Linked DNA regions of Homo sapiens: region 2 is linked to region 1. The links are chromatin loops, found by intact Hi-C in ENCODE. Cell type or tissue: dorsolateral prefrontal cortex. All regions are shown on one strand.

The links. Peaks named below come from ENCODE experiments on the same cell type or tissue, not always from the same donor. Only the 100,000 strongest peaks of a DNase experiment are listed, where the experiment ranks them.
Region 2: it touches region 1 in a loop (7-fold over the local background); 5 of 110 quality-filtered maps call a loop at or near these places.

Annotation. Positions count from the first base shown.
Region 1 is chr11:112,898,694-112,906,693 of GRCh38, forward strand. No RefSeq gene overlaps it. Among named protein-coding and RNA genes, the nearest start is that of NCAM1, 59 kb to the right of the region's middle. In dorsolateral prefrontal cortex, no CTCF peak of the experiment used is centred here; a DNase peak (open chromatin) is centred at 4,828; H3K4me3 peaks cover 1,032 bases; H3K27ac peaks cover 3,584 bases.
Region 2 is chr11:112,840,913-112,848,912 of GRCh38, forward strand. No RefSeq gene overlaps it. Among named protein-coding and RNA genes, the nearest start is that of NCAM1, 120 kb to the right of the region's middle. In dorsolateral prefrontal cortex, CTCF peaks have their summits at 3,893 and 4,093; a DNase peak (open chromatin) is centred at 3,829; H3K27ac peaks cover 4,204 bases.

The DNA of each region.
Region 1 (8,000 bases):
CAACCACCACCCCCCTAAAAATGTGAGAGAGACCAGCCAAGACCCCCAGAGCTGTCCACCTGACCCACAGATGACTCCTGGTGAATAAGTGAGCCCAGCTGAGACCAGAAGATCCATCCAGCTGATCCATGCTCAGAAGCCATAATACTTACTAGTTCAAGCAATTCATCTTTGGGGTGGGTGGCTGTTATGCAGCAACAGCTAACTGAGACACTATTTTTTTAAATGTTGAAGTCAGATAAGTGGCTCTGTGAAGGAATTTGCTGAACCTTCCTTAAATTATAGTATATCACACCTTAAAAGGGAAGCAGTGTCAGCTTCTACACCACATCGATCCAGTTAGACACCACAACTGCCCTCATGGGAATGAAGTAAAGCCATGTCTCACTGGCTGCAGGCCACTTCCCATTTTGCCTTCCATTGTGCCTCTTACTCTGTTCTCTTTTTCCTAAGTCTTGCTCACTTCATACCTTGATTCCTTCTTTCCATCTAGACCTTTAAGTATAGAGACCTAAATAATATTCTACCTTCTCAATATAGAAAGACAAAGAAATATGTGCTATATTCTAGAAAAATTTTCATTGACATTGGCTAACATAGTAAAAGTTTTACTACTTAAAAGAGTGAGTTCCAATCATTGGGCCCGTGAGGCAACATTGAACCTCTCTGTAAAGCAACTAGCACGTGGTATTCTTCCAATTCACAGTACATAACAGTGATCTGGAATGGAGCAACTGAGTACTGACTGACCTTCTATGTGCTTGGCGTTGTACCAGGTGCTGTGGGGAAGATACAAGAAGTAATGCAAACAGGCAAGTCAGTGTGAAGCCGGGAACCAAAGTGAGATCTCTGCCACATTCACTATTAGTTGGGCTCAAGGGATCATGTGAACCCATTTCTATCCCAAACACAGTCTGTTAACTTCAAAATCCTTTTCAACAACATTATGGAACATTTAGATGCCCTCTCACTACAGTCTCTGATTTCATAAGCCCACATCTTCATGAAATAGGGATGCTGTTTCTAGCTCCCTTAGGTTTCTGAGAAGGCAAAATTAAAATTCACTGATTTAAGAAATGGACTCTGTTTTATGCAAAAACACAAAGCCTGTCCCTGCACAGTCATGGTGTAGTGTCCCAAGGGAATATTCTATGTGTTTTTATTCAATTTTATGTGCATATCTCTGGTTGAATTTTCATGAGGTTTTATTTACTTTTTTTGCAAAGTCCAAATTCTCTCTGAGATACACCTTAATGAAGAGTAGCAAACCACTTATAAGGCTTATAATATGCTCTAGTAATGGGAATTAGATGTCATTATCTTTTGTGAAGGCAGCAAATGGTTGTCTGAATTGAGTTGATTTTGGTGATACATATTATAATGGAACAAATTACTAATGAAGTGCTAAATTACTGGAAACATCCTTGTTACTTATGAAACACTTTGGTTAATTAGGATGGGAAAAATAAACGGTTGAAGCACATTTTAATACCTCTTTTGAGGCCAGGTCAAAAGTGAACAGATGTGTAAACCCACAGCCCAGCCCAACATAGGCTTCCAACTACCTGTGAGAGATGCTCTAGGGAGGAGCTTCTGACCTTCCGAGTCCTGAGCAGACCTTGAATGTATCAGCAGATGCCCTTCTCTGTCTAAAATTAGAGGCATTGGCCAATCAGCCACTACCTATGTTTGTTTTTAATGAGCATGGAAAATACAGCTGGGAATAAAGGAAAATGGAGCTTGCAGGGGGTGGGGGGGAATATGGAGATAGAATAATAAGGGGATGTTTAATATTGTCTATTTTGAAATCTCTTACTTTTCAGAACACAACATAGCTGAGAAGCAAGGATGTTACTCAAGCCGTCCCTATTCACAACGTCCCTCTCCCATTTTTCTCCATTTCGTAGCCTTGTTCTGTGTAACTGGCTTCCAATCATATCACCTGTGCCCAAGTTCTTCTCTACTGGGTATACTTCTGGCTTATGAGTTTACAAACCAAACTCACCCTGCCCCACCCCACAGGACAGTTGAATTTCAGGCCCCAGCCATTATGCAGTAAATGAGGTACAGGAACAAAGTCAGAAGATCCCAGCTGCGGCCCAGAAACTGCCACTGGCTAGCCGTGCTGTTAGAGAAATCCACTTCACCTCTCTGAACCTCCATGGTCTACTAGGTATTGGTAATTTGAAAGATTAAAAACAGCAAGCTCCTTGCCCACAAGGAGCATTGTAGCTGAGGAAAGAGTCTTGAAAATAAATAATTATTAAGTTATGGGACACATATTAATAAAGCCTTAGTCAAAATGTTGTGAAAATATTGAGAACAGAGGAATTAACTGTGGCTGGGAGAGACCAAAGAAGAATGTATAGAGGAGAAGATGTTTGAGCAATACTCAAGGGTGAGTGGCTGCTAACCAGGAAGTCAAGAACTTTCAAGGCAGATAAAATAAATCATGCCAAGGTGTAGGATGAGCAGGACTGCATGACAGATGCCAGAAACTAAGCATGACCTTGAACAACTACACAAGTTACAAGTGGCCAGCAGTTAGGTTCAAAAGTAGACAACATCTAAGAAAGGATGGGCCTCTTCTGTCAGGCTAAGGAGGTTGCATTTAACCTATAGACAGCAAAGACTCATCAAGGGTTTTTGAACAGTAGGATTGTCAGACAAGACCAGTGCTTACAGGAGCACTCCGACCTACGTATGGCACATGGGTTGGAGAGGTAGGCTGTGGAAGCAGGGAGGTCAATGAGAAGAGTACTATGATAGGGCAGTTAAGAGACAGAAAGCAGTGGTGGTGCAGGAGGCAGAGCTCAGAGATTCATAGAATGAAGAACTGGGAGAACTTGGTGCTTAATTAGATGCAGGGTGTGTGGGAGAAGCAGATGTCAGATTACCCACAAAGGTTCTGGTTTGGATTCATTGATAGAGATGCAAGATCTCTGCGGAAAAGACTGAATGGGAGAAGATGAAAAGTGATTTCTATTTGGGACCATTTGTGTTTAAAGTGCCTAAGAGGAAGCCAGGTGAAGATACCTGTGGGCTGTAAGATATCCCACTGTGGAGCTGGGGATTTTGAGTTAATGGCACATTTGAGGGGCATCTATGGAGGTGATGGTTGATGTCATGAGTTGATGAGACCAGTCAAACAGAATGCAGAGTGAAAAAAGAACAAGATCAAGGACAGGCTTATATGGAAGGGGCAGTATTTAAAGACTTGGCGAAAGAGGAACCAGCAAGACACTGAGTAAGGGCTGTCAAGGAAGTGGGAGTTCCAGAAGAAGGGGGTCTCTGAAGCCTGAAGGAGAGTTTCCTAAGGAAGCAATGAGCAGCATCCAAGTGGCAAAAAATTCAAGCACTAACTGGGAAAGCGTTCATTGGTTTTGACAACTGGTGAGTTATTGATGACTTTGCAATAAGCGGTTTCTAGGAATGATACCTAAAAGATGGATTGCAGAAAGGCAAGGCAGGGTTACAGGCAGGCTGTGTGGTATTCGAGTCAGTGAGTATCGGCTACCTTTCAATGTATTTGCACTGAAGGGAAGAAGATAATTAAAGAGGTGGCTGGAGAACAACACAAAGTATAGCAGATTTTTTTTTATTTAAAGTGGAAGAGATTTTAAGCATATTTACAGTGAGAAGACTGGACACAGTGATGGCCAAGATTCCTTCCAACTCTCTTGTACTTTGCTTCTAAGAACAGAGGGGAACCATCTCCTGTTACTGGAGGAATTCCAATACAAGAAGAAATATGAGCTGGAAAATGCCAAGTTACTCGACATGGTTACTAGTGTTTCTGCCTGCCTGACCCTCTCTCCTTCCCCACACCAGGCCATTCTCATGAGCTCTGAGCACAATCAGTACTTTAGGGAGGCTCACCAGGGCCCAAAGGCATTTCAGCCTGTCAAAATTTACACCATAGATTCCTATCACATCCACCTTCTCATCCAGTATTGGCAGACAAAAGCTTCTCTGACCTCAAAGAGTCACCCAGAGAACTGCCTGGTATTCATCCAAGGTCCTGAAAGCAAGTGAAACCATGACCAGAGTCAAATGGAAAGCAAGAAGCAAGGGAGTATGGGTGGGAGAAGGAAAAAGAGAAGAAAGCTCTTGCAAAATTCATTTCCCTCTCTCTTAGGAGTTTCCAGCAGATCTTACATTAGTTATCTCTGCAGCTTTTCCCCTCCTGTTTGGTTTAACATTCCCAAGAGAATACCCAGTTGAACATGAACAACAGAAGACTTAAGCACTCAATCTATTTTAATCCTTTAGCAACATAGCTCTGAAATAATTTTTAGAAGGCGTTTAGACTTTCAGGAGGAAGAATCTTAACTTCAGTGAATTACTATTTATTGAGGCTTTGATAAATGTTTGTTTTTTTTTGCTGGCAGGCTGCTTTCTGTAGCTCATTAAAGTGAAGATTATCTCTGGAGGAAGAAAAGCACAAGTCTGGTTTTCAGCCTGGGTAACGGAGTGCTAGAAATACAAGTAAAAACTTCCACATGATCAGTTTTAATCTCACCTGCTGAGGTGGTTTTTTGCTACTTAATGATATATTTTGGAAATGGATGTGACATCAAAGGTCATCCATAAATAGAGCTCAGAGTGAAGGGAATGAAAATCACAAATTAGATTCATTTGTTGTGCTAGATAGGGAAGTTTCCAATCTTCATTCAATTTGTGACATAGAGAATCAAGCAATGGTTCTGGAGCCTGCCTTCTGAAGAGGAGGCTTGGGGGAGGCTCAGTCATTTTCGTGTTTGCTTGTTTTCTCTGTCCAGTCATGTGAAAAAAGTTGGCTGGGAGGTTTTTTCTTTATTATTGTTGTCTATGACACAATCGCTACATTATACTGGAGCCTTTTGAAAAGCCGGTGTACAGCTCAACTGCCCCATTACCATTGTGCTTGAATGGAACACGATGTAGCCTTAGGGAAGCCCAGGATTCTCTACAGTGGCATGGGAGAGGGGCTGCTGTCTTCAGAATTTTCAGAGAATATGCCAAAACCTGTACAGGCAACACGGAATTCTCAAGGGCCTCTGTCCTGTTTTTTATGCAAAGGATGAATCTCAGCTCTTGAAAATGCTGCTTTTGAAATCATGTAAATGATTACAGGCACCCTGACTTACAATGGTTCAATTTACATTTTTTTTTACTTTACCATGGTGCAAAAGCGCTATGCTTCCAGTACAAACCATACTTTGAGTACCCGTACAACCATTTTGTTTTTCACTTTTAGTAGAGTACTTAATAACATAAGATATTCAGCCAGGCACAGTGGCTCACGCCTATAATCCCAGCACTTTGGGAGGCCGAGGCAGGTGGATCACCTGAGGTCAGGAGTTCGAGAGCAGCCTGGCCAACATAGTGAAATCTCCTCTCTACTAAAAATACAAAAATTAGGCACACATGGTGGCAGGCGCCTATAATCCCAGCTATTCCGGAGGCTGAGGCAGGGGAATTGCTTAAACCTGGGAGGCAGAGGTTGCAGTGAGCCGATATTGTGCCACTGCACTCCAGCATGGGCAACAAGAGCGAAACTCTGTCTCAAAAAAAAATTGTTTAAATCATGAGATATTCAACTCTTTATTATAAAATAGGCTTTAGGTTAGATGATTTTGCCCGACTGTAGGCTACTGTAAGTGTTCTGAGCATGTTTAAGGTAGGCTAGGCTAAGCTATGATGTTTGGCAGGTTAGGTGTATTAAATGCATTTTTGAAGCAATGATATTTTCAACTTGTCAATTGGTTTACCAGGACATAACTCCATCATAAGTCAGGGAGTATCTGTACACCCTGGGAAATAGTGACCCAAGAAGTTTGTCTTCTGATACATTTCTAGAACTGAAATAACAAAGGTGAGGATGTTACACCCCAAATGGAGTTCCTCTCTGCCCAAATCTTGATAATCTTGATGTCATGGACAGAGCACAGCCTTCCAAACCAAAAAGTTCTGGCTTAACTCTTGCCCATGACACTGGCCAGCTGTACTGCAGAGCTTTCCTGGCCCTGCTTACTCATCTATAAGATGGGGGAAAATAGGGCATAGCTCACAAGTGGTGAAAAGAATGATAGAAAACAATTCAAATGAATTTTCATTAACAAATCTTTCTTGAGTGCTTACCATGCATCAGGCACCAGGCACTGTTCTAGATACATAGGATAGAGCAACAGTGAGCAAAACTGATTGTGGCCAGGTGCAGTGGTTCATGCCTGTAATTCCAGCACTTTGGGAGACTGAGGCAAGAGGATTGCTTTACCCCAGGGATTTGAGACCAGCTTGGGCAACATAGCAAGACTTCATTGCTACAAAAATCAAAAAACAAAAAATTAGCTGGGTTTGGTGGTGTGCGCCTGTAGTCCCAGCTACTCAGGAGGCTGAGGTAGGAGGATCACTTGAGCCTGGGAGATGTAGGTTGCAGTGAGCTGAGATTGTGCCACTGCACTACAGCCTAGGCAACAGAGCCAGACCCTATCTCAAGGCCAAAAAAAAAAAAAAAGAAAGAAAGAAAACTAATGCATGCAAACTGCTTAGCACAGTGCCTGATCACTGAAATGACCAACATACAGGTCTGAGCCCTCATGTCAGACTAATGCTTTGCTTCTAGAAAGTCTGGTCTAAATCCATGATCTATCTCTGAAATCATTAGACTCAGCCATCAAAACTTATTGAAAGCAATATAACTACAGGACTAAACCAAGATTGCGGTGCCTTATAGGAGTCTCTAAACTTTTCTGCTCCTTTGGGATGAATAGTAGGCAGAAACCATAGCCCATCTTGCTGAAAGATGGGTTGCGTTATTGGGGTGTATGGGTTGCAGGCAATGCCACCCCTAGGCATGATGAATCAAGGTGTTTGGGACTCCACCAGTAAAAGGAGCTAAGCATTGCTGAGTAATAATAGTGGAGGTCATCATCTAAGAGGGAAAGAGGTGAACTACATCTGTTCATAGGTGTATAGAAATCAGGCTGTGACTCATCTTCCTTAGTACCATTGAGCCAGTCACAAGAGGTAGGTCGTTCCAACACACACACAGCACACTTTGTATTTATGTTCCAAGCACTGTTCTAGATCCCAGGGATACGGCAATCACATAAACTCTCTTTCACACCCTTGATATATTTATGGGCTAGAACAGGGTCTACAACCTTTTTCTGTAAAGGGCCAGGTAATAAATACTTTAGGATTTATGAGCTACCCCATCGTTGTTGGACTTCCTCAACTCCATTCTTGTGTAGGGAAAAATGCCAGCCCTATATACTGTGTAAGTGATTGTGCATGGCTGTCATCCAATTAAACTTTCTTTACAAAAACAGGTGGCAGGCCAGATTTGGCCAGCAGGCTTTAGTTTACTGACCCTTGATCAAGAGAGGAAGACAAATATGTTACCAGATAAGGACAACAAAATGTGAAAAATGCTATGATAGGGATAAGCAGGGAATGGGTACTGCTATGGTCTGAATGTTTTTGCTCCTCCTCCAAATTCATATGTTTAAACTTTATTACCATGGCAGCAGTATTAAGAAGTGGGGCCTTTGTGGGGTGATTAGGTTATGAGGGTTCTGTCCTCATGAATGAGATTAGTGACCTTATAAAATAGGCCTGAGGAACCTGTTTGGCCCTTCCAACCTTCTACCACGTGAAGACAAAAAATTTGCCCCTTGCATCATATGAATACTCAGCAAGAAGGTGCCATCTAGGAAGCAAAGAAGAGGGCTTCACCAAATACTGAATCTGCAGGCCTTTGATCTTAGACTTCCCAGCCTCCAGAACTGTGAGCAATAAATTTGTTGTTTATAAATTACCCAGTCTAAGGTATTTTGTTTTAACAGCACAAATGGACTAAGAAAGGTACCTAACCTGCCTGGGGGTTTCAGGTAAGCCTTCCTGTTGAGGAGCTGGTCTTGCAATTGAGTGTGGGGAGGGGGGGATGTTTCTCATTTCTTTGCCCTCTCTGAAAGAGCAGACCCTCTGAGGACCACTACTTTTCAGTTTGGAAG
Region 2 (8,000 bases), 58 kb before region 1:
TGAGTGGTTAGACTTGAGAGTCATTGGCTAATGGATGTTATTTAGAGTCACAGGACTGGGTGAAATCAGCAAGGCAGAGAGTGTAGCTAGAGAAGGGAGGAGGGGAAGTCTGGGTCCCCAGGAAGTTCATTTGGAGGAATTCTGATCCAAAGCCCCCAGCCTTTTGGAGGTATATGGTTGCCAGAACAGAGTCACATGAGTAAGGGGTATGAGTAAGGGGTCGGGATGGGGATTTGAGGCAAAAGATTCTTGGGAGAACCCCACCTGGAAGAGAGGGATGACGGTTACCTTCTGAACACACATGTAGGGGCGCATGTTGTGCTGGTCCAGCCCCATCCTAGAGGAAGGTGGGATTCTATTGTATGCAAACTTTGCTTGCTGAGTGAATATTCCCAAAAGGTAGGTGGCATCAGGCCCCTTATGCCACCAACATATGAATTTGGGGAAGAGGGGAAAATGGAAGGCGGATGGTGAATTTCCACTCTGAGTGCAATGTGGCTCTCTTCTAGGGAAACCCATATTTCCCCAGGCTTCCTCAGCCTATGCAAAAAGCAGGACACATTAACATGAATACCCAAAGGCTTGTTGATTTCCAGAACTGCAAGATCTCAGCCCCCTTCACCTGTAGCAACATCTTCCTTGGTTATTTTTGGGAGTCTTCAGGACCCTTGACTGTGCTCATGGTCTCTTCATACTGTGTCTATCATAGAACCCCCTGAAGCCACAAAAGGCAGGTAGTTCCCTTCTTCCAATGCCATCCATTCCTCCCTGCTGAGTTACCATGCCCCCAAAGCTGTAGCACAGGAGGAACCACCTTACACCCCCTTGCTATGCTGGGGTCCACCTGAAATCAACAAGATTCTGCTTTTTCCTTCCATGTGCTGCTGTCACCAGGGGAGGGGGGTGGCCACTGACCAGCAGTTCATCACATTCAGCCACATCCTGAGTCCCTTCAGGGTCTGTCAGATGACTGAATAACTCGAGGAACCACAACGTGTTTACCCTTGTGTCCCCAGCACCTAGCACAGGATCTGCCCCCCACCCAGCACCTGGTTAATTAATAGCTGACTGAGTGAACAAATGGACAAACAGCTACTAGTGTGTGTAAGGAGAGGAGACCTTTGGAGGTGGCTTACGGAGTGCATGGAAGTCCTTGCCTAAATGACAGCCATAGGGAAGAGAGAGATGACTGCAGAAGAACTCTCTGCAGGAAACAGAGGGGTCCCAGGCAGATGTAGGGCTAAGGGGCTGTGCCCTCCCCTGCCTCCGCATACACCTGTTTTAGGAATGATGAGAGAACAAGTAAAGGGAGCAGTGAGGAAGTAGGTAATGATCTCAATTTCACAGCTGGGTGGGTTGGGATCATGCTGAGGGAGTTAGTTTCTGGGACAGCAAAGAAGCTTCGACTTTGCTCTGTCTTCCTATCTGGTTCATCCAGTCAGGTGCCAAGATGAGTCCAGCCGGAGAATCCAGGCTCCAGTGCTTTCCTATAGACCCCTTCACTGCATGCAGCCTCCGCCTTCTCAGATGCACTCTGGTTCCAGACCCATGCCCCTCTGCTCCCCAATATGGCCTCTTTGAAAGACACATGCAATGTTAATAATGACAGCCACCATTCATTAAGTTATTTCTGAGTGCTACACACACACAGCCTCCCTCGTTTAGTCTTAATGTCAACCTCGAGAGGTGAGCACTATTTTTCCTACTTCACAGAGGTAGAAACTGGGTTCAGAAAGGTTAATTTGCCCAAGGTTTTATAGCTAGTAAGCAATAGAGCCAGAATTCTAGCCAGCTATGTCCAGTTCCAAATTTCACACTCCAAATTATTTTGTTATATTAATTCTCAGAATAAACAAATCACCACACATCACATAAAGTAGCTGGAGAGGGGGAAGGGACACTTGACCCACAAGCCATTAGCCATGGTATAATCTGCATGCATGAATTCATGTGCCCTGGGTTCTACATTGAGACATCCAGTCACAAAAGCACCGTCAGATACTGCCTCCTGTTTCCTTAGGAGTTGAACCAATTCTCCTCCTCTCAAGGCAGAATCTCCTGTCCAGCTGGGCATAGGAAAGCAGATGGCCATTATTCTCCCAGATCTGAGATTCTGGATCTTATCAAATAGAGTCTTTCCTATTCTTCCCCCAAAGATAGGCAAAATGATTGCTGTGTAGAATGGAACTGGAAGTCTAGGTGCATCCCCAAGGTTTGGAAAGGTTACCAAGTTCCAAGACCAGATCCTCAAACATCTCCAAAAAAAGAACCAGTCCATCTTCATGTGGCCAGTCTGGCCTCTCTCATCCTAGGGATCGGAGGCCCCCCAGAGCCCCTCCTGTGAACCTTTCTCAATCCCTGTGAGGCAAGTGCATTCAATCAGTCCCCACAGACCTCCTGGACCAATCCCTGCTGCCCTTTGTGTAGCCCACTTTGTTCAGCAAAAGGGCAGTGGTGGTTCTTAACGCTGTACCCTGACTGGGATCCTGCTGAGCACTTTCCATTGAGGCCTGCAGGTTTCCTCTTAGTTGTAGTAATTTTCTATTCCTTGGGGCACCTTTACCTTATCTCTAGGGAAGCTCCATGGATTATAACGATCTCTCTGATTTATCCATCCTGGAGTGCAGACCCCACTTGGAGACATCACAGTGAGCACTTGCCTTCTGGAATCTTGAATCAAATGAATATGCTTAGAATACTAAGAAAACCTGAGACTGGGGTATGCTACCAGTCAGCATGCTTTAGAATCCATGTTTCAAAAAAATCTGACTAGCCATGACTTAAACCAGTGCTTTTCAAACTGTAACATGTATTGGAATCACCTAGAGGATCTTTTTGAAATGCAGTTTCTGATTCAGTACATCTGGAGTGAAGCCTGAGATTGCATTTCTAGCAAGCTCCCAGGTGATGCTGATGCCTTAAACAACAAGGATTTAACTTTTTAAACATCAAGGATATGTATTGCTTGTTTATAAAAAGTCTAGAGATAGGTGACCCCAGGATTGCCGCAGCACTCACTGATGTCTCTACCAGGCTTTGTTGGTCTTCTGCTCTGTCACCCTCGTCATCACAAGATGGTTACCAAAGCTCCAAGCATCGTGTCTTCACATATCAGTGTCTCAACCAAGAAGGAAAAGTGCAGGGGCAAAAAAATAACTTTCCCCTTTATCTCTCTTATAATCAGATAGTAAAATCTTTCTCAGAATCCCCCCAGACTTTCACTTACATCTAGGCCACAACAGGGTCCTATAGCCCATCCCTGGACCAATCACTGTCAACAGGGGTCAGATTGCCACAACTGGCTTAAACCAATTAGTATTCACTCCCTGGGGCTGGGAACATTTTCACCTGAACAAAAATCAGAATTATCTTAGCAAGAAAGAAGAATGGCTAACATGTAGGCAGCCAACAGTGGCTTCCCAGATGTGTGGAAGCCATCTTTGACCCCACTGCCAAGCCTCTAAACCACTTTGCCCTTGCCTCCAGAGAAGGTTTCAGGCAAAAGGAGAGAAAGGAGGGCAGACCAGCAAAAATTAAAGATGAAAAAAATGTAAGGTTTTAGGGAGCAGAGTGGGCCACATGGGATCATGCACATAACAACATTTCATAGACAGTAAAATGCCCCAGGAATGCAAGCAGTTGTGGTGGTAGCAATTAGTATCACTCCTAGTCCTGTGGAATGTGGGGAACAATGGAAGCAGAAAGAATGTCCTCCCCACAGCCTGTCCCCCAAGCCAGATGACCTCTGTGACTCTGGTGGGAATTTTCCCTGCTTCTAATTCTCTCCCTCTTTGTTGATTGTAACTGCCCAGTGATCAGCTGATGCTGCTGGCAGGGCTGGGTGGGCTGGCATGAGGCTTCTGCCAGAGGAGAAAGAGGCATTTGTTGTGGAGGAAGGATTCCTGTTCCCCAGTGGTGAGAAGTCAAAGAGCCAGAGGCTGAGGGTACACTGGGGGCACCATGTCCTCTGTCAAAAGGCAGGGCCCTTTGGGCAGAGCCCCTGCTGCCCAGGACTTCACACATACTGTTCCTTTCTTCAGAAACCCTCTTCCCAATATACTGCTCATGTCTGGCATCTGGCTCCTTCCCAGCTTCAAAAGAAATTGAGCATCCCTCATCCAAAAATCTAAAATCCAAAGTGCTCCAAAATCTGAAACTTTTTGAGCACTGACATATTACCTAAAGGAAATGCACATTTGGAGCGTTTCAGATTTCAGACTTTCAGATTTGGAATATTCAACTGGTAAGCAGATAATACAAATATTCTAAAATCTGAAATCTGAAACACTTCTGGTCCCAAGCATTTCAAATAAGGGATGATCAACCTGTATCCCCTCTGTAGAGAGGCCTTCCTTGGCCTCCAAATCAAAAGCAGCTTCTCCCTTTTCCTCCTTCACCTCCCCTACTTGTTACTCTCTCTGACAGTGGCTAATTTTTCTTCCTCAGCTTATTCACTACAATTCATAATTATTTGCTGATTTATTGTCAATTAACCTGAAAATAAAAAGCAGGGACCATTTTCTTCATGATACCACCTCCTCAGCCCAGGGTATGGCCCATAGTATTCTCACAGAAAACATTTGTTCAATGAATGAATGAATACAGTCAAATCTGTTTTCAGTCTCCAGCATGGGAGAGCCAGAGCCAGCATTTAAATGAGGCAAAAGAAATTCAGTGTAGCTTCAAGAGGTGAACTTTCCAACCATGGTGCTAGACAACCTCTAGAAGGGATGGGCAAAGCACTGTGACCACACATATATCTGACATTCTGGATGAGGTGAGGAGGAGGCTCTAATGGTTGATTTCAGGTGTCAACTTGACTGGATGGAGGGATGCCCAGATAGCTGGCAAAGTATTATTTCTGGGTGTGTCTCTGCAGGTGTTTCTGGGAAAGACTGGCATTTGAATCAGTGGACTGAGTAAGGAAGATCTGTCCTCACCCGATGTGGGTAGGCACCATCCAATCCACTGAGGCCTGGGTAGAAGAAACAGCAGAGGAGGGGAAAACTCTCTCTCCCACTTCTGGAGGTGACACCCTTCTTCTGCACTTGCATACAAAAACTCTAGCTTTTCTGGCTTTGGAACTCTGGGATTCATATCAACAGCCCCTTGGGTTTTCAGGCTGAGTTACACCATCAGTTTCTCCAGCTTGCCGTCTATGTGAGACTTCTCAGCCTCCACAATCACATTAGCCAATTCCCCTAATAAGTCCTTTTCATGTCCCCTATGTATCTATGCATCTGTGTATCTATCCATCTATCCATTCATTCATCTAGCTAGCTAGCTAGCCAGTATTTCTCTCTCTCTCTCTCTCTCTCTCTCTCTCCATCCATCTATCCATCCACATCTATGGATCTATCTATCTAATGTATGTCTCTCCATCCATATCTATCTATTTATCTATCTATCTATCTATCTATCTATCTATCTATCTATCTATCTATCATCTATCTATCATCTATCTATCTATCTATCTATCTGTCTGTCTATCTACCTATCCATCCATCCTATTGCTTCTGCCTCTCTGGAGAGCCCTGACTAGTATAGAGGCCCACTTCACTTCATGGTTAGACAGCTTCCAGAAGGTGCCACTGGCCTAAGGAAGACATATGATGCAAGTGTCACCCCCACCAGCACCCCCATCTTTAATAGCAGTAATAAATTACCTCATGGTTAGCTCCTCTGATCCTTGATGTTCCAGCTTCTGCTTCCCAAAACCCCATCAGTTTTGGATGGGTAGGAGGGTTGGGTGGGATCAAGGCTAGGATCCTGGCTCTAGGTCGTGGTTCACTGGGCCATGTGATGAGTGGGAAATTGACTGGAATGCCAAAATCATGAACCAGAACAGCGAATTCATTCCCCAGCAAGATGGAAGCTTGATGACAGGGCGGAGCAGAGAGAAACACCAATCACTCACACCTGGCTTAAAGTTTTCACTTAGCTGTCCTGGTGGTAGCTTGAAAGAGCTCCTGCTGCATCCTGCCTGGTCCAGAGCAACAGGAATAACCACCCAGGTCAGTGAGTGCACAGGAGCTAAATCAAGCAGCAAGTCTTAGAGAAACAATCAGTTGGCCCCGACCCCTTTCCTGATCATCTTCACTGGTGTGCAGAGAAATTCCTCCAGAAGCTTCATATGATTCCACCATCGCATTGTGATATTAGCCTATGCCAATAAGCACTGCAGAAAATAAGAGCTAAAGGAAGCTGCAAGTAAAAGCACACTCTGTGTGTGTCTGTGTGTGTGTGTGTGTGTGTGTATGTGTGTGTGTGTTGGGGTACAGGTGGGCAGCCTACACAGAGGTAAGTTAAAGGAACAGATAGAAAGGAGGACTTGTGTCAGGCAGTTGGATATACAATGGTTGGCTACTTTAGGGGAGCATTGTATTCACTCACTCATTCATTCATCCTTCATTCATTCTATGTGTTCTAAGCACACACTTTTCCCCAGGCACTGTGCCAGCCATTGGGTTTGAACAATGAACACAGTCCCTGCCCTTGTGGAGCATGTAGGAAGACTCAGAAATTAATCAAAGATTTCCAAATTAAAACTGTGTTAAGTGCCATGATGAGACGAGATTGTTTAACAGATGTCGGTCAGAGCAAGCTTTCTCAAAGATGTGAGGACAGAACTGACTCTTCAGGAAGAGGAAGAGTAAGGCAAAAAGTATTCTGTGCAGCAGGAACAATATGTGCGAATATTCGGAGGTAGGAAGGAACAGAATGAAGGCGAATGATGACTTTGAATCTCTTTCGTGACCCAGGAGGATACAGGGAAGGCAGGCATAAGTGGAGCCCTCCCCAGTACCCAGCCCCTACTCCACCCCAAGATGAGGGCTGGCCAACAGCTGACCAGGAACATGGAAGACCCTGTAGCCTTGGGTCTCCCTGGAGAGGGAGCTTTGAAGGGTCCCCTAGAAATGTGCTGTGCTGGTCTTGCTTATCCTATGCTGTCCTGGGTGTCACAGAAAGATATGGGAAGCCACACTGCTGGCTGACTGGTAATGTAGAGGGCAAGTTACCTGTCAGCATCTCCCTCCACCCCCACCTTGCTAGGAAGGAAGGCACTGTGTGTCTTCTCCAGGATTCCCTGGCCCAAGAACCAGGGAGCCAAAATGGCTTTTCTTGAACCAGCATTCCAAGATTGCCAGGTGTTTGTTCAAGGCCAGACTTCACACTTCACAGGACCTCATAGGCCATGCTATGGATTTTCTTTTTCTTTGTTCTTTTCTCCTCCTGCATCCCCCTGCTATGTTTTAAATAAACTTTTTAAAAATTGAAGTGTGACTTACAGGAAAGGACACAAATCCTAAGCATTCACTTATTTTTCACAAAGTTAGCACACCCTAACATGTGAACACTGAAAGACTCCTAGAATGTCCCTAGCAACATCATTTGTAACAGCCCTCAAACTGGGAGAAAAACCGCTGATCAGCAATAGAATGAATGAATTAAACATGGTATATTCATACAATGGAATACTATTCAGCAATAAAAGATGAAAAAACCACAGCTCCATGCAACAAAATGGATGAAGCTTGAAAACATCATACTGAGTGAAATAAGCCAGACTCAAAAGGACAAGTATTGTATGAGTCCACTTACATGAAATATCTAAAATAGACAAATTCATAGAGATAGAAAGTAGTTCCTATCCTTGGCAGAAAATAGGTTAGAGAGGCTGGGCAGAAAAGGAAGGGGAATTATTGTTTAATGGGTACACAGTTCCTGTTTGGAGAGATGAAAGTATTTTGGAAACAGATAATTGCAACATTCTTATAGTCATTTATTATACATATGCACTATTTTATTTTATTTTATTTTATTTTGTGATTATACACCAAGAACTGGAATTGCTGGGTCATGATACTCATATATGTAACTACAGACGGTTTTGCCACAAAGTTTTCTAAATTGGTTGTACCAATTTATACTCATATGAATATATGATATTATTCCTTATCTATGCCAAACCAACAATTGATGTCCATTTTTTTTACAAA